Regions from separate parts of the Mus musculus genome. Here regions 1 and 3 are each linked to region 2. A link is a loop called in an ENCODE intact Hi-C map of the cell type or tissue named here. Cell type or tissue: heart. All regions are shown on one strand. Links, peaks and the distances in the headings refer to the core of each region. The heading gives the core; the rest is flanking DNA.

Region 1 (6,087 bases), core at 1,308-3,807, 100 kb after region 2:
GCACTGGCGGACCAAGGGCCTCTCCTCCCATTGATGACCGACAAGGCCATCTGCTACATATGTGGCTGGAGCCATGGTCCCTCCATGTGCACTCTTTGGTTGGTGGTCAGTCCCTGGGAGCTCTGTGGGTAATGGTTGGTTCATATTGTTGTTCCTCCTATGGGGCTGCAAACCTCTTCAGCTTCTTGGGTCCTTTCTCTAGTTCCTCCATTGGGGACCCTGTGCTTAGTCCAGTGGTTGACTGAGAACATCCACCTCTGTATTTGTCAGGCACTGGTAGAGCCTCTCAGGAGACAGCTATATTAGGTTCCTGTCAGCAAGCACTTGTTGGCATCCACAATAATGTCTGGGTTTGATGACTATATGGGATGGATCCCCTGTTGGGTCATTCTCTGCTCCACAGTTTGTCTCTGTAACTCCAGGAGCTTACATTTTTTATCAGGGTAAATGGATAAGCAAATATGAGATAGCAATCAAAGTATGGGGTAAAATTAGTTTGGGGAAAAGAGGGTCTGGACCTGGGAGAGTGCTGACTTCTGGGAAATTAAAGGATTCACTATAAGGGGATGCATGCCTGAGCAGAAACTTGAAATAAAAATTTGAGAACAATGTGGAGAAAAGTGCTCACTCTTGTATACAATCCTTCCACCAGTGAGATGAACCATCAAGGTTATACCTTCTAATCTTTCCCAAACAGCCCCAGCAAGGGACCAAACATTCAGATATATGAACCTATGGGGTCATTCTCATTCAAACCACCACAACCTTTGCAAAAAAAAGATTAGATGTGAAAGTTTTATTTTTGCCTAGGTCAGGGCAAGTGAAGGAGTGACACAGGCAACTTCCAGGTTGTGCCCTTCATAAAGAGGTGTGATTTCTTCTCTTCTTCATCTCACTAGTTGTAATGGGCCTAGGCAGAGGAGGTGATGAACTAACTCTCTTGGATCCTGAAAGCAAAGACTATTTGCTTAGCCTTAGAGAAAGCAGAACACTCTAACCATGGTCCTGGGAATACTCAAGCTTGAATGTGACTCAAGTGAGAGCAAACACTAAACTTCTAGTTGGACACATACATATAATTCTTTCCTTCAGGAGGTTGAGGCAGGGGAGTCATGACTTCAAGGACAGCTTTCATTTCTAGACTGGAGACTAAACCCAGGGCTTTGAGCATATGAGGCAAGTGTTGGACCACTGAGCTATGCCTCTCACCTGTGAGATCTGTATCTCAGACTTAAAACTTGAAATATATGAAATCAAACACCCTACTCCCCCCTCCCCCAAGTCTACTCTTTTTACTGTCTGGCCTATCAAAATTTCCACTGATTAGAATAAAATCTATAACAGAGGTAGGTTGCTTTCTTCCTTTCTCTCTTTCTTTCTTTCTTTCTTTCTTTCTTTCTTTCTTTCTTTCTTTCTTTCTTTCTTTCTTTCTTTCATAACTAAACCACTCACTACTAGATGTGTAGCTTGTTGAGAGAGATACAAGATGTTTGTCTTACTCGGGTTTCTTGTTGGGACTTGAGGTGGGACAGTTGGATATGCTGTCAAGGGAGGGGAGGGAAAAATCAGTGAGCGAGTGAGTCCCTAGGATTACACTTGCTTCCTACGACCACGCCCCTAATGCTGTTAGTGCCCCCAAATCAATCTTGTCATTCAGTCTCCCGCTCAGCCAGATTCTTTTTGGGCCTTTGGGGTGTCAGGTTAAAAGCAGTATGCTAGTGTGGCCTGGGTCCCGGTCCCGCCCCCAGGCCCCTCCCACATGCCTGTTGAACTCTCCTTCTAGCTCCGATTTGAGGCTCGGGCCTCCAGGATTCTGTAACGGTTCTAACAGCTGGGAGCAGGTGGTGCAGCTGAGTCCTCTGCTCTGGCTCTGGGATCTGCTACCCTTGCCCTCAGTGGCTCAGCTCTTCCAGTGCCTAGGGAGGCCCCTCCCACTGGCGCACCGGGAGCTGTCTTCTGCCACGTCTTTCCGCTAGGTGTCCTAAACTGCTTCCCTACCCAGTAGCCGGCTTTGCACTCTGGACCTTCTCAGTCTGTGGTAAAGGCTTCAGGGGACGGGAGCTTTGCTGCCTTTGAGTGACAACCCTTTTGTGTTTCCTTTTCAAGGTGGTTGCCAGCCTCCACTCTGAAGTTTTCCTCATGTGAACACAGTTTTTCCAAAGATTTTGCAAGCGTGTATCGGTCTCTGTGTTAAGTGACTGGAACTGAGTCTAAGTTCATTCACGACAGGGAGCGCTCCGCAATGAAACCTCATTCACAGACCAGTCCCCCTTCCCTTCCCATGCCTTCTACATCCTGCAGGCCAGGTGAGACGAGGCCTTGGAGGGTGGGAAGGAGCTCCTGGGCAGGGAGGGCTCCCTCTTGGACTTGTGCTAGTCCTTGACAGTGAGTGGCTCAGTAAGGGCCCTCTACTGGTCTTCCTATGCTCTGCAACTCTATATCCACCTTGCTGTCCTAACCCTACTGGCACAGCCCAGAGCCAGAACTTCTACATGTCCCTCCCTCCCTCCCCCCCCCCCCCCGCTGGGTCCCACAGGTCAGACCCAGAAGCCAAAAGCCTGGAATTGGCATTTGGACCCCGAGCTGTGGGCAAGATCTGTTCGACAGCAATTGAATACCTGCCTCCACTTTATTCTGGAAGAGAAGAAAAACCCATGGTTTTATACCCTTCAGTCTGGGCTCGTTGGATGTAGCTGCAGCGGACAAGAACACTCTTGGGACTGTCAAATGAAACAGGAGGATCTCAAGGCAGTGGTTGAATCAGAGCAGCGGACACTGCTGAAGCTGCTGCTGTCTGAGCTTCAGTCTCTGTTCTCAGCTGTGATGCAGGATGGCAGTTGTGAAGCTTGGCGCTATCTGCATGCAGTACTGGGCCTGTTGCCTCCATACCGTGAGATGCTAGCTGGTCAACTCGAGTTGCTGCCCTTCCTGGAGCAGCTGTACTGCTGGGCACCCAAGGTCCAAGCCCGGCTAGAGCTGGACCTGCTAGATGCCATAGACAAGGCCTTTCCCCCAGACAGTTCTTTGTTACATAGTTCTTCCCATGTTGACTGTGGTCTATGGATGAAGAGGTTTCATCGAGGGCCTCCATGCTCAGCATGCCCTTTTGTGAAGGCCCAGTGGGACCGGCAACAAAAAAAGGAATTGGCCACGTGGCTCCGACCATTGACACTGCCTGAGCTACAGCACTGTCTGGGCATTGTTGGTGCTGAGGTGGCCCTAGAAGAGACCCCATGGCTGGACAGCCTTAGTCTTTTGCCCTTGGCACTGGCTACAGACATCCCTGTACAGTATGAAAGCAGTGATACTGAGCAGGCAGAAGGCGAACCTGCTGGGAGAAAGTGAGTGGCATGGTTTGGGGCTTTAAGTAGAAGAGATAAAATGAATTAGTTTAGGTGCCTGCAGGGCTACTGGCTTCTTGAGCCAGCTCCTCATGGCTCTTCAGGATTAGCCCACCTCTAAAGTGAGCTGGACTAGGCTGCACCTTTTTCACTTGCAAAAACAAAGCTAATGTCTCAATGCTAATCTATAGGGAAACACTGAAATCAATAGCAGCCATTAGGAAGCCAAAACTTGACCTTGTAGTTTCCAGTCTTCTCAGACGGTGCCAGAAGCTTCTTTGGGGTTCATATTCTTGGTCATTTATATTTGCCAAAACATACTTTGGGGCATATATTGTGCTGGTCCTAGGAACTCTATATGGGGTCTTTGGTTACTCTAGGGAGTGCTTGCCTGGGTGGTCTTCCTCCACAGGTCTATGTGAACTATTCCAGGTCTAAAGCAAAGCACTGCCTCTATGTCAACTTCATGATCTGACAGTAAGGGTGGCCCCTTGAGTAATGATCTATTCCTTCCAGTCCCCCAATCTGGCTTCCAAAATCCTAGGATTTCAGAATGCCTAGAAGATCCCTTCTAGGAGTTCTTTTAGTATAGGAACTTCTTCCTAGCTCTGGCCTGCTTTTCCCTTTTTATGTCACTTGTCTATGATATATTCACTCTCTAGGCAGAAAAAAGCTAACTTTGCATGTAATCAAACATGACTTACTTGCTCATTTTTTGCTCTTAAATTTACGGTGGGCTCAATTTGTGACTTTTTCGTGACCTCTCAGATCCCTAATGGTGGGCAAGTGGGCAGGCTCCTGGAACTATGAAGGAAGGTGTCAAATGTCAACAATTTGGCTTCAATCTTCTCAGCCAAGCTTCCCTCCTGCCCCTAGCATGGGCCCAAGTCTAACTAACTCTTGGAAGACCTTAACAGAAATGGCTCTGGGCTGATATATCAGGAAGGAATCAAGTACTCATACCTGTATGAACTTGGCAGTCATCCTCTGAGGTCTAGGTAATACAGTTTACTCTTCTCCAGGACTGTCTTCCTAGGTTTTGGTTCATTTAATAACTTAATTGCTACTTGGATGTATCCAGATGCTGGGAATGTAAAAAAATTAGCCAAATAGATTTAGTTCTTTCCTATGAAATCAGTCTTACAGTTTTGTAAGGGAGATATTAGAACAAGTAAGGTATAATTAACAAATTGTAGTAAGTAGTATAAAACAAAAGGCTGTTGGCTATTGCCTGTGTACTCTTAGTGGGATGGGATTGGGAAGGGAAGGGGCTGGAACAGTAGGAGTAGAAAATTTGGATAGACATTAGATTAGTAAAGTGGGTTAGGAGGTGAAAGTGTGTCAGTGGGGCAGCAGTTAGTTGTATTACATGCTAGTGTGCATTTGGAAATGAATGGAAGACAGTGGAAGCACCATTTCATTCTTCATCAATACCTGCTTGAAAGAGAGAAAGACACTAGAATCAGAGTTTGAAGTAATTCTGGCATCTGGATGAGACTCTTGTTAAAGAAGAGGGATATTTTCAGCCTTTAAGACACAGAACCTGAGATGTAGGTACTCTGTGTTAAAGTATCTTTTATTCTCCTGTTGTAATTGTTGTCTGGAAGGCTCACTGCCTCTGTCTGCTAATTACACCTAGTCTTGGGAGCTTCTAAGTCTCCATACAATCTTATCTAGGCCTAAAATGTTTTCAGCCTCCGAGACTTGGTGCTGAATAAACTCACTCTTTCTAGTTCTTAATGAGCTCTGACTGGCTGGTTCAATTCAAGTGTACTAGCTCCAACTCTTCTCCAAGCTGACTGATTCATTCTTTCCTCTCTGGGCTTCTCCTAAATTGCTCTGCTTGGCCTCAAACGAGCGTTGGCAATGTGTTCTAATTGTCCAGCTGCTTCTCATTCTCTGGCTCGTTCTGTCTTCACCTGTGTCGTGATTGTTATCCCTCTGCAACCTGCCTCTGTTCCACTGTCCTGACAAAACTGCCTCCTTCCTCTTCCTCTGCACTCTGAAGCAGCTTCCCTTTCCTCTCTCTTCTCATGAGAATTGGGCATATTTTATTCTGTCAAATCTTTCTCTGATCTGTCACTTTGCTGCTCAATTAGACATCACTCTAAGACATGTGTACTTTACCTTCATTGTTTGGAATTAAAGGTATATGTATACTAAGGGCGTATCTCTGTTCCAGCCAGAATGATTAAAGATATGTGCAAAGGGTTAAGCCACACCACAACTAAGAACAGGTTTTTCTACACAATCTTGGGGTTCATGGTGTCATCAAAGGGTTGAGCCACACCACAACTAGAAACCGTTTGGTTTTTTTTTTCAGTAAATGGCACAATCTTGGGGTTCAGTGTAATCAAATATCCTATAACACATCTGTATTTGTAGACTAAAGGAATCACCAGGTTATAGTAAGAGGAAAATATATGGAGCACAATAAGGAATATAGCATACACATGAGAAAGTGGCCTTGCAGAAAATAAAGGGCACAGTCTCCTCTAGACTGGGAAGACAGTGTGGGAAAAGGCAACTGAAACTAAGGAGTTAGTTCAGAGCTGAGAGGCTCAGTTTGTTCAGGCAAAGGAGGAAGGATGGGATGAGACTGGGGATAGGCAGGGCTGAGCATGCAGCTAGGGGTAGCAGCTTAGGGAGTTGGGAACAATAGTTGTTTGTACCGTGATATCAAACAGAATGAGCCCAGAATTGAGACTGGAGACTCGGGATCGTTCAGGAACCAATAGCTCTAGTT
Region 2 (6,087 bases), core at 1,917-4,416:
CCAGTGCACTGGAACAATAAATTCCTCTTGCTTTTTGCATTGATCCTGGCTTCACATGGTTCACTTAGGGGTCCCCTATAAGCTAAGGCTCCCTGGAGTCTTACACAGTCATGCCTAACCTCTGAGACATGCTGTCTGGCAATGTCACAAGGCATCTTGAGATCTGGAACTATTTCCTAAACTGCAATAAATCTTGGGATCATTTAGGTCTGTCTCTGACAAGAGTTTCATAAATGGATGTGTGGAAAGAGGATAGAATAGAGTCATATGGAGAGAGGTATAGGCAGAGGTAGTAAGACATCACTACTGAGATTAAAATAGAGGCTTGTACAATCAGAAGAACCCTAGGCCTTGATTCCTCCACCGATTAGATATGGGACTTAAATCAGAATGTCTCTGAAAGGTAATTTCTGAAAACTGGGCCTATTGGGAGGACTTGTGACATTTTATTAAATTATCTGGCCCTTACAGGCTTCTTACCCTTTGTTCTTTGTTTATTTATTTTTTTTTTTTCAAGATAGGGTTTCGGGCTGGTGAGATGGCTCAGTGGGTAAGAGCATTGACTGCTCTTCCAAAGGTCCTGAGTTCAAATCCCAGCAACCACATGGTGGCCACAACCACCCGTAATGAGATCTGACACCCTATTCTGGCGTGTCTGAAGACAGCTAGAGTGTACCTGAGAGAGGGGAGTTGATCGGAGTGAGCAGAGATCCTAAAAATTCAGTTCCCAACAACCACATGAAGGCTCACAATCATCTGTACAGCTACAGTGTACTCACATACATAAAATAAATAAATAAATCTTTAAAAAGAAAGAAAAAGAAAAAGAAAAAGAAAGGGTTTCTCTGTTTAGTCTTGGGTGCCCTGGAATTCATTCTGTAGACCAAACTGGCCTCAGAGTCTGAAATCACCTGCCTCTGCCTCCTAAGTACTGAGATTAAAGGTGCCACCACCACACCTGGCTTTTTTTTTTTTTTTTTTAAGATTTATTTATCTTATTTTACGTGTGTGGGTATTTTTCCCAAATGTGTATGTAAATGCACTACACGCATAGCTGGTGACATGAATCCCCTATAACTGGAGTTACAGAGAGTTATGAGCTGCCACATGGGTGCTGGGAATTAAACCCTGGTCCTCTAGAGGAGCATCCAGTGCTCTCAATTGAAGGTCTGAGTGGGTGTTGTTTGTGGTACTGACATTAGACCTAGGGTCTTTCTCATGCTGGGCAACTACATGGGTCAACGACATCCCTATCCCTATCCCTATCCCTATCCCTATCCCTATCCCTATCCCTATCCCTATCCCTATCCCTATCCCTATCCCTATCCCTATCCCTGCTTTTGCTTTTTTATTATGAGACAGGGTATGAGGTGTTCAGGTTGCCCTTCAACTTGAGTTTGTAATTCCCCTGTTTCAGCTTCCTGAGTAGCTGGAATTACAGGCCTTTGCCAGCAGGTCCAGCTAGACTGGATGCATGGATGAGGTCAGAGAGTTACTGCAGTTAGGGTGGGAGCTGTCATGTGTGCTCATAGCTGGCTGAAAAGTACTTCCAGGGCTCAGCCTCTTCAGATCTAGACATAGGGAACAATGTACAATTCTCTGGGTTTATCAACTGCAATTCCCTTCGTTCAGTCCCCAGGGTTGAGTAATTCTTTTCTACATCAAGCTCCCATTACACCTCTCTGAGTCACTAGAAGTGAGGAGTCCACATGGGACGGCATGGCTGCAGATAGCAATGTCTCAAGACACAGGGGAGGATCTCACGCCGAACACTCGGTGAGAGACAGCGCTGAATGGAGAGCCTCCTCCAGCAGTGACTAAAAGATCATCTGTGAATACTGGTGACACAGTGTGTCCACATGAGTGTGACAGGAACCAGCTGGTGTTGGCTTCTCCACCTCGTCATGCTGGCTGATAGAGGAGGCACAAGCTGCCCAGTCAACTTGAGTCCAGCTATGACAAGACAATCACTCTGGTTTGACCCTCTCTTTTCAGACCCACTTTTCCTTACTCTCAGATGGCTGAGGTCTCTCCCCTTACCTCTCCCCCAGGGTAAGGGCAGACATCTGAATTACAAACTTGTTTGGCAACGCAGATATACACTGCATGTACAAAGCACCAAGCTAATCCTTATACCTTTGTTTCTATCTATTTCCACCATCATAGTAATTCCAATTTTCTCCAAGATAGTGTGACTAATTTCCAATTCAAATCTAGCACAGAGCTTAGCTGGGTGTGGTGGCATGCAACTTAGTCCCAGCACTTGGGAGGCAGAAGCATGAGGAGTTCTATGAGTTTGAAGCTAGCCTGGGCTACAGATGGAGTCCAAGCTAGCCAAGACTACATAGTGAGACCATGTCTCAAAAAAAAATTAAACAAAACATAGCAATTATTTTCTATTAAGACTAAGAGCACAAATCCTTCAGGTGAGCATACTACTGCATACTCTTACATGTAGATGGGAAAGCTGATACAGATAATGCATAATGAACAAATGGCAGTGTTCTAATAAAACTTTATTTTGGACATTAAAATGCAAATTTCATATAATATTTTCCCTCTCTTCTCCCTGCCCTCTACAGATGACAGGTGACATTTAATATCAATTAAATCATGCCTTGTTTACCATGGTCACACACACACACACACACACACCTATACTCCCAGAACTCAAAAGGTTGAAGTATGGTTTGTTCAGGACCGTGCGTGCAGTCCTGTTCAGTCAGTGGCAGAACCAGGATTTAAACCCAGGAGGCCTGAATCTAAAGTTCCCCTTTAGCACGACAGAGGGGAGTCCACATTCAGGGCGTTGGAATTGCCTGCTTCTAACACACGTTTAGTGCACTAGTATTCCCTAAAATTTCCACAGGAGGGAAACCTTTCCCCACCCAAACTCTAGGCTGCTGGTTTTGGCAATCTGGATTTAATTTGTAGTTTCATAGGCAGTTGAAGAGCTGATTGGCCCTCTGCAGAATTTACGTTGGTCTCCTGACACAGAGAACCCAGATGCTATAAAGGGGCACTCAAACAAATTATCCCAAGTTAGGGATTAGCTCCAATGGTAGAATACTCGCCTATCATGAGCAAAAACCCAGGTTTGAAATCCAACACTGCACAACACCCAGGCCTGGTGGCATACTCCTGCAATCCCAGCCCCGGGGAGCTGCAGGCAAGAGAATCCTAAGTCCAGGTTCATCCAAGATACAGAGCTATGAAGCCAGCCTGAGCAACATGAAACCTGAGACCCTACTAAAAAAAAATAATAAGACAAAGACAAATTACCCAAGTTTAACTAGAAAGTCTTCAGCCCCAACCAGGAGACCCATACTGACCAACCACTCCCAGCTCCCAGAACTTGACAATTAATTCCTGTGTTGTCTGGAACTATATATGCCTTAGGTCTTTTCCTTTTTAAGTTTTATTTACTTTTATTTTATGTGTATTGATGTTTCCCCAGTATGTATGTATGTATGTATGTATGTATAGCACATACATGCATGAGGAGTTCAGAAAAAATAGAGAATTCCATTGAATTGACTGAAGTTATGGAAGTGAGGAGCCAGGTGGGTGCTGGGAATAGAACCTGGTCCTCTGGAAAAGCAACCCAAGCTCTTAACCACTGAACCATCTCTCCAGCCTTCTAAGCCTTAAGTCTTTATACAACAACACTTCCCCCAAGTGATGCCCACTGTTCAGTAGCCTAGGAGACTTCACAAAAAGGTTTCCTAGGTCCTAACATGTTAAAGAATAAGATAGTTCTCAACCAGTCTCATTACCAGCCTTGTTCATAATGATATAGATTTTATTTATAATGGAACTCTCTCCCAAGACAGACACTAGGAAGCACTGTGTGCAGCCCAGATTCCTCTCTGCCCATCAGAGTGCTGCTACTCTAAGGACCTTGACCCTCAGGACCCTCTACCGCTAAGAATCACCTTGTCTGAGGCTACGCCCTTTCCAAAGGTAACACATATCCTATGACCGACTGGTTTAGGGGAGAATGGAGATTCAGCATCCTTAGTTTTGCTTGGAACAGCTCTGACGGTTGTCTCTTTAGAACTTGGCTCTGTAGAGACACTATTCCATCCCATCCTCTTTTCTTCCTTCTCTTTTCAGATGCTGATTCTGAATGCAGCCCATAGTAACTCCCCTGCTCGTCCAGCTCTAATTTGTTGTCCTGAGAACCTCCAGGTGTCAGTGCTAGGAGCCCTCTGAGAAAGCAGGTGCTGGAATGGCAGGGGGGTGAAGGAGATGGGTCACTCAGCCCCAGCTGCCAACAAAGACAACATCCATCACCAGCTAAGTGCTAATCAAGTCGTAGAAAAGAATGCATTGGCTGGTTCAGTGAATTGGAGGTTTTTAGTTCTTTTGTTGAGACAAGGTCTCATTCTGCAATCCAGGCTACCCTGGTGCTTCCTATCTAGCTCATGCTGGCTTTGAACCCAGAGAATTCTCCTGCCTCAGCTTCTCATGTGCTGGGAGCCACGGCATCTGGCCTATGAATCAGTCTTTTGGAAAATGCAAGAGAAATGTTAATTATAAGGAAGAGTGAATTGGCTAGCTGTTGCTCAGCCCTATCAATAGTCTGAGGAGAAAACAGGTGAAAGCAATTCATCTGCAGAAAGTTTTGAAAATGATGGTCGAAGTGAGAGAGAAATGCTTTAATTGACAGAAGTGACTTTAGGCCTTCACAAAGTGGATATTAAGAAGATGTGTATGAAGACAGGGTCTCCACCAAGTTACTATTCCACAGAGTCTCCGGGGACATGTGGTTTATTAAAGCAATGAGAAATGTAAGTTGAAGGAAGAACCAGAATGTCCCAGGAGATCATAAGGGTTCCTCTGTGCAGGCCAAGGCTGACCTAAAGAAATACCACTGCTTAGGTGGCCTCCAAAACAGACACAAGACCTTCTGGTGGTGGCACATGCCTTTAAACCCACCATCTGGGAGGCAGAAGCAGGTGGATCTCTGCCAATTAGAGGCCAGGGTGTTCTACAAAGTGAGTTCCAGGACAGCCAGAGCTACATAGTGAGACTCTGTTCAGGGCATGGGGGTGGGGGAGGAAACAGACAGAATAAAAAAGATAAATAAGCCGGGCGTGGTGGCACACGCCTTTAATTCCAGCACTTGGGAGGCAGAGGCAGGCAGATTTCTGAGTTCAAGGCCAGCCTGGTCTACAGAGTGAGTTCCAGGATAGCCAGGGCTACACAGAGAAACCCTGTCTCGAAAAACCAAAAAACAACAACAAAAAAAAAAAAAAGATGAAAAGTAAGAAAGAAAACAAAGGTGTGATAAAACGTGTTATCTCACATTGGTGGCAGTGGGTTTGATGACCTCCTCAGGACCACCAACCTTCTCGGAGCAGGTATTTGTGGTTCCATTTACTGTCAGTCTCCCCTGTGTAGACACACCACCTCCACCTTAGAGCCCCAGGAAATGTACTTTAGAGTGGTCCTCACTTCTTGAAAGTGTCGCTTTCATCCAGCCAACAGAAGCTCTGCAAAGCTCTTTCAGCATCACGGAAACACCTTCAGCCTAAGATATGCTTTATATTCTTTATAGGTGAATATAAAGTTACTAAGTGTGTTGGTATAAGATTTAAATCTGAAGATTTGGGGCTAGAGAGATGGCCTAGCCATTTAGAGCATTTGTTGTTTTTGCAGAGGACCCTAGTTTGATTCCAGGCACCCACACAATGCCTAACAACCATTGGCAACTCCAGTTTCAGGAGATCTGTCATTTTCTTCTGACCTCTCCAGGTGACAGGCATTCTCATAGTACACATATATGGTGCACATTCATATAGGAAGATAAAATACATAAATATATAAAATGAATAAATCTAGTTTTTTTTAATTTGAAGATTCAAATAGTCACAGATCAGAAATATGCAGGGTGGGGAGTGCCTATAAGAAACATGTACAGACTTTTTCCTTGTTAACAATACAATGTAACAACTACTGCTATTATTAGGAATAAACAGGATTTAAAGTATCTAGATGTGTATAGCTTATATGCAAATGCAGCACTACTTCTCACATGTTATGATTATAGGCATGTGCCACTCAACCAGCTCAAGAATAGCA
Region 3 (6,087 bases), core at 2,192-4,691, 180 kb after region 2:
CACATACATGGCATACATGTAGCACCACTCCCTCCAAAGAAAAGAAATGGAACTGTAAAATTCTTAAAACTATCACACTGGTTTAAATCATTACTGTTTTAGGTTTTTATTTTTTTGTAAGATGACCTAGCCACTCCAACTGATATATGTATACTAATAGTTTAAACAATCAATAAATTGTGGTTTATTCACAGTAATAAAGATGAAAAGTTGCACTGCACTTAGTAATATGGATGAATGGTAAGGAGTGCAAAAATCTAGACACATGGAAAGGCTATTTAGATATGGAAGCTTTAGTGGTAATACTATGTAGAAGACCAAGAAAATAACATTGAGTCAAAGTAGTGGGAATTTTGTGGATAAAGAGAAAAATGTTGCTTGTGTTTGAGAAGAGGTGGGGAAGCCTTAGGTGGTAATGGCCTTCTGCTGCTTAGGCTGGGTGGTTTTCAGAGTTAAATATTGTTTTGTGTATTTTTCCTTATCGGTGCTTTGTTCTCTTACATTAAAAGGACTTTAAGAGATTACTAGTACCTCAAAAAACAGTAATATACTTCTCACTGAAGTGAAGCCTAGTCCAGGTGTTCCTAATCATGTTGACTCTAGTTTTGGTGATGCTCAAGATTTAGGCACTCCTGCGAAAATGCATCAAGTTGGGCAATGTGGAAATAACACAAGGGAAGTGTTCGTTAGATCCAAGTCTGGAAGCAGCAGTTTCATTATCAACCAATTGTCTATATTATCCGTTGACACACAACTCTATGGGGATATAGGAAATATAGTGCAGTTGATTTCCCAGAAAGAAAATGAGTGTGAAGAACACTGTAACACATACCCAAACCACCACATAGCATGCCAAAGACATGAGGCTAGGGACACACATAAATACAGGGAACTGGTTCAGAACCAGTTGGACTGGGACTTCTCAATAGCACAAGAAAAGAATTGTTACTGCTGCCTGGCCTGCACCCCCTGTTTGACAGGATAAATGTGCATGGTTTTCCCATGGGCTCCTTGAAAGATAACCAGCCCTGAGGATATGTTGGGACCTTCTCAGGGAAGGCTTTTTGCTAGGTAAGGCTCTTTGGCACTAGGTGGCAGTAGATACACTGTGCTCTAGTTTGCTGCCTCTTGCTCTGGTAAAATACTGACAAAGCCAGCTAGAGGAGGAAAGGGTTCATTTTCATTACATCTTACAAGTTAGAGTCCAGAATCAAGGAAAGCCAGGGCAGGAGCATGAGGCAGGAACTGAGGTAAAGGCTGTACTGCGGCTTATCCAGTTTGCTTTCCATGGTTTATTCAATTTTCTTTTTTACACAGCCCAGGCCCACCTGCCTGAGTGGCAATGCCCCACAGACAGGCCTACAGGCCCATGTGATGGAGGCATATTCCCAGCTGAGATGTTCTCCTCCCAGGTGACTTTAGTCTGTCTATTTGACAAAAACTAACTAGCATATACCATCAGGGTTAAGGGGAATGCCAGGGCCAGGAAGCGGGAGTGGATGGGTTGGGGAGCAGGGCAGGGGGAGGGAATAGGGGACTTTCGGGATAGCATTTGAAATGTAAATGAAGACAATATCTAATTAAAAAAATAAAATAAAAAAAAAGAGCAATGAACTTGAGGAGCAGTTGGCTTATATGTCATAGGAATCAACCAAAATCAGCCAATGCACATGTCGCCACAGGAAGCTCCAGGACCTCACCGAAAACCACAAGAGCCAACATTCAAATGCTTGCCTTGGTCGGACCTATCAATGATGCATTAATTGGGTAAGTTTAATTTTCTCCAATATACCTTTCTCCATTCCAATCTCCAAATAAACAGAAGAGGTTAAAAAAAAATGAGTAAGAGATCATATTCTCTGATCCACTGAACTGAAGAGAAGTTTGAGCCCTAAGAGCTACTGACAAGTTACTGGAATGTGGGAAGTGACAGAGGGAAATTGTATCTAAAGGGTCGATTTTCTAGATTAGATTCAGTCATTACGGAGAACATAACATATTTGTACCAGAGTACTAATGAGAGAACAGATCCTTGAAGTGAAACCAAAAAGAAAGAAAAGGGTGCAGCAACTGGAGAGACTTCCAAGAAGCCTAAGAAGCAAGGAGCCTCTGCTTAGTTAAGCCTGCACCCTGGGACTCAGAGAACCAAGACACCAAGAAAATCACAGACTCACAAAGCTCACTCCTAACACTCTCGAGCTCCTGAACCAAAAGCCAAGTCACCAACCTTCAGGTCCCTTGTTATACTAGGGAAAAAAATTAAATGTTTAAAACACTTAGTGGGATCTTCTTTTAGTCACAAACAATTGATAAAATATTTCTTTTCTGATTGTGAGCATTATTTTTTCCTCATTTAAAAGTAGGAAAATGAAAAAAAAAAAAATGAAAAAAAAAAAAAAAGAGTAAAAAAGACGGCCAGTTGAGCCGGGCGTGGTGGCGCACGCCTTTAATCCCAGCACTCAGGAGGCAGAGGCAGGTGGATTTCTGAGTTCGAGGCCAGCCTGGTCTACAAAGTGAGTTCCAGGACAGCCAGGGCTACACAGAGAAACCCTGTCTTGGGGGAAAAAAAAGAAAGAAAAGAAAAGGAAAGGAAAGGAAAGGAAAGGAAAGGAAAGGAAAGGAAAGGAAAGGAAAGGAAAGGAAAGGAAAAAAGTAGAAAATGGGTTGGAAAGATAGCTTGGGAGTTAAGAGTGAGTTCCTGTCTTGCAGAAGGCTCAAGTTCAGTTTTCCACACCCTCATCAGCCAGCTCACAACTGCCTCTAACTCCAGCTCCCCAAAATCCTGTCTGTGGTGGCCTCAGTCACTGCACTCACACATGCATAGCAGGGCCCAGACATGGAATTTAAAAATAAATCTTTAAAGTAGGACTATTAGAAAGTACAGAGTGGCATCTGCTAAGATGTTGAAGCACCCTAAAGGAAACAGGGTTTTGTGGTAAGGTGGACAGGAAGACATATCCAGGGTGCATGATACTAAGTGAGATAATGTGCTCACATTCATTATAAGGGTTTTAATTCTGTTTCAGAGTCCAATTTTCTTCTAAAATAGCCAAACTTCTTATATACTATGACTTCATCATCTTCAAAACCTGTCCTTCAAGGTGACCTTCCTAGGTAGGGAGAGACTGGGAGGAAGTGGAAACAGATGATCTATCTTTTCCTTTCTTTGTGTGATATGAACCTCACCCAGGCTATCCTGTCTAATGCACAGGGCTGAAAAATACAGTTTAACTGTAAGTGCAGAAAGAGGGCACTGTGGCAATTTCTTCCCGAGGAAAAAATATTGTACAAAGATGGAGGGGCATGTTTAGAAGTGAAGAGAATTTGGAGTGCATTATGAATGAATCGAAAGCTCAGGCAGTATTGAGAAGAGCGAGTTAAGTTGCAGCTGGCTAGCAGAACAATGAGTGGGTAAGATCACACAGGGCCTGGGAAGGAGTTTGTCTTTTGTTCTCAAGCCATGAGAATCCATTGAAGGATTTTATGCAAAGAGGTGACATAATGTGATTTACATTTCATAGAGATCACTTGGCAGTAAGGAAAATGAATTGCTTGGGGGGAGCAAAGGCTATTAGATCCCCATAAGCAGTCACTGTAGTTGTCAAAAGTCCTAGAACTCGGTGGCTGGTTAGCGAACTCACCTGGAAAGGAGGATGACCTGGAAATGAAAGGCTCTAATTGCCAGTCTCTGAAAAGCTGCAGAGGGCTTTGTGCAATTACGTAACTGGTGAGTGCTTGGAGCTGAGCTGCCTCTGCCAAGATCACACTGTTTCTTTTGGAACTGTGCTCTTAGGACCCTGTTACAGGAACAAAATCAGGAGCACATGAATAATTGCAGAAGCAAGAACACTCTGCTCAGAGAGCTCTGAAGGAACACTGAACAGGCACCAGATCTGGATTGATAGCCATACCTAACTTCATTCTTGTCTCCTACAGTCCTTAAAAGACTAGGGTTATTCTTTCTCTGCAGTGGAGAAAGGTTGCAGCAAGCCTGTAAAGATTTTTTTTTAAACTTTGTTTGATGAGTTTTGCCTGCATGTACATCTGTGGACCATGTGCATGCCTGCTGTGCCCAGAAGCCAAAGTGGGCATGGGTACCCAAAGGACTAGATGGTTATAAGCCATCTTGTGGGTGTGCTGGGAATTTTACCTGAGTCCTTTGTAAGAGCAGCCATTGCTCCCAATCAAAGAAAACATCTGTTCAGGCCCACTGTGATGTTCTTAGTTAGCCACAGTTCTGTGATCAGCTCAAGGCACAAACAATCTCATGAGAATGTCTAATTCTGAGTAACAATAAATAACTGGCTCCTGTGCTGGCTTGCAATCTTCACCCATCCTGGCATTGCCTCCCCTAAGGAGCCTGCTCTGGGGAAATGAAGGAGACGCCTTGCTTTCTGTATCTTGTTTCTACCTCCTTGCTGAGTATTCCAGGCACAAGTGCTAGCAAGAAGAGGCAAGCAAACACAAGACTGGTTGATTCTGTGACCCACAGGCTTAGTGGACATTCAAAAGGGAAATCCCATTAGTCTCTGATGGATACTGTACCATTCTGGATGGTTTCCTGAAACTCCTCTGGGTGGCTGACTCCTTGCTGTTTGCTATTAAGTCTCTTTATCTCTTCAAAATGGCCCCATAGGACAGGACCCAAGCCTACCCTCCACTTAGCACGAGACGCATACAAGGCACTCATGTGCTGTTGTCCCACATTCTGGAAACACAAAGCAGCAGCATTCCACGGCCACACCAAGCAAAAAAAAAAAAAAAAAACCAGTGAGTTTTTTCTTGCCCTGTATTTTTCCAGAGCAGGAACTGGACTCTAGGTTCATCATTCTTTAGCAGTACGAGTATCTTGTGCTTCCTAAATGGTCCCAGTAGACCTAGTTAGAACTGTAATCAGAAACCTGACTGTCTCCCCTTTCCTACAGAGGCTAGGTTCTAACAGACCAGTAGTAAGGAGAGTAACAAGCTCTGACACAGCACTGAACTGTGCTCCATCCTCCTACATGCTATTAACACTGCCAGCACTTCTATGGTATTTCCTTAGTTCAGGGTCTAATCTGTACCCCTTGGCTGGTCTGGAACTATGTAGTTAAGACTGGCCCCAAGCTCACAAAGCTCCACCTGCCTCTACCGACTGAGTGCTGAGATTAGAGGTGTTCCCCACCACACCCAGCCATCATTCACTCTCTTCCATTCTCAAAGTGATCTTCACTTTCCCCTCCTCAAAATCCCAATCCTCTCCCCACTTTTACGCTCAATGAATAGTTTTGTTCCCTCCTTCAAAGAACCCAAAGCCATCAGAAAAAATTCATAGGACCCTACTCAGATCTAAAGAACCAGAAAATGCAGGAGGGCTTGGAATGCAGCATTTTAATAACCCTCATAGATGACTCTAGTCCCATAAAGTTTGAAAGCCACTCTTTCAGTTAACCCCTCCCATTACCACTTACCCTTAATACTCTTCTCTCTCCTTCAATCTGTACTGACCATACAAGCCTCCCGTCCTTTAAGCTGGGTATGCTGTGAGAGATGATGGTGTGTGCATACGCATGTGTAGGTGTAGAAACCAGAGGAGGACATCAAGTTCCCTGCTCTATCACTCCACCTTATTATTTGGAGTCAGGTTCTTACTGGATCAGGAAAGTTGGCTGGCGGACAAGCCCAGTATTCTGTCTCTCTCTGTCACTATTCCAATCCTCCTCAGCGTTGGAGTTCTAGACACACTTTTATGAGTGCTAAGGCTCTGAACTCAGGTCTTCACGCTTATATAGCACACCAGCATGGCCTGTTTACTGCAGCTTCTCGAAAGTGCCCTCTCTATCCCGCCAAGTCTATCTTGAGGCTCTCCTGCTGGCATCCGTTTTCAGTACTAGTTCACAGCACCCTTAGTAGAAGCCCACCCTGCTTCTGTACATGCCTAGGAATCTTAGTTTACTGACTGTTTCTCTTTTACACTCCTCACTGCACATACAAGGAAAAAAGTCAACAAACTCTGAAAACTAAATACGGCTTGAGAAGTCTGCAGTGAAACCAACAAATCATTCACAACACAGTTGTATGCTAAGAAACCGTTTGCAGACAGTATGT

The links. Peaks named below come from ENCODE experiments on the same cell type or tissue, not always from the same donor. Only the 100,000 strongest peaks of a DNase experiment are listed, where the experiment ranks them.
Region 1: a loop joins it to region 2, with 5 times the contacts of the local background. A loop is called at or near these places in 7 of 42 quality-filtered maps.
Region 3: a loop joins it to region 2, with 2.2 times the contacts of the local background. A loop is called at or near these places in 17 of 42 quality-filtered maps.

The regions. Positions count from the first base shown.
Region 1 is chr7:105,648,966-105,655,052 of GRCm38, forward strand. Dnhd1 (dynein heavy chain domain 1) reads left to right here and starts at 1,811. Exons shown (of 44, transcript NM_001370803.1): 1 at 1,811-1,976; 2 at 2,107-2,306; 3 at 2,537-3,341. The coding sequence starts at 2,243. It also overlaps a transcript of Timm10b not described here. In heart, for the core only: CTCF peaks have their summits at 1,956 and 2,402 (motif pointing left); DNase peaks (open chromatin) are centred at 1,786 and 2,406; H3K4me3 peaks cover 1,151 bases; H3K27ac peaks cover 810 bases.
Region 2 is chr7:105,546,382-105,552,468 of GRCm38, forward strand. All of the region lies in intron 1 of Gm39063 (a long non-coding RNA gene), which reads right to left. Among named protein-coding and RNA genes, the nearest start is that of Smpd1, 4.9 kb to the right of the region's middle. In heart, for the core only: a CTCF peak has its summit at 2,864; no DNase peak of the experiment used is centred there.
Region 3 is chr7:105,725,475-105,731,561 of GRCm38, forward strand. No RefSeq gene overlaps it. Among named protein-coding and RNA genes, the nearest start is that of Rrp8, 8.1 kb to the right of the region's middle. In heart, for the core only: no CTCF peak of the experiment used is centred there; a DNase peak (open chromatin) is centred at 3,737.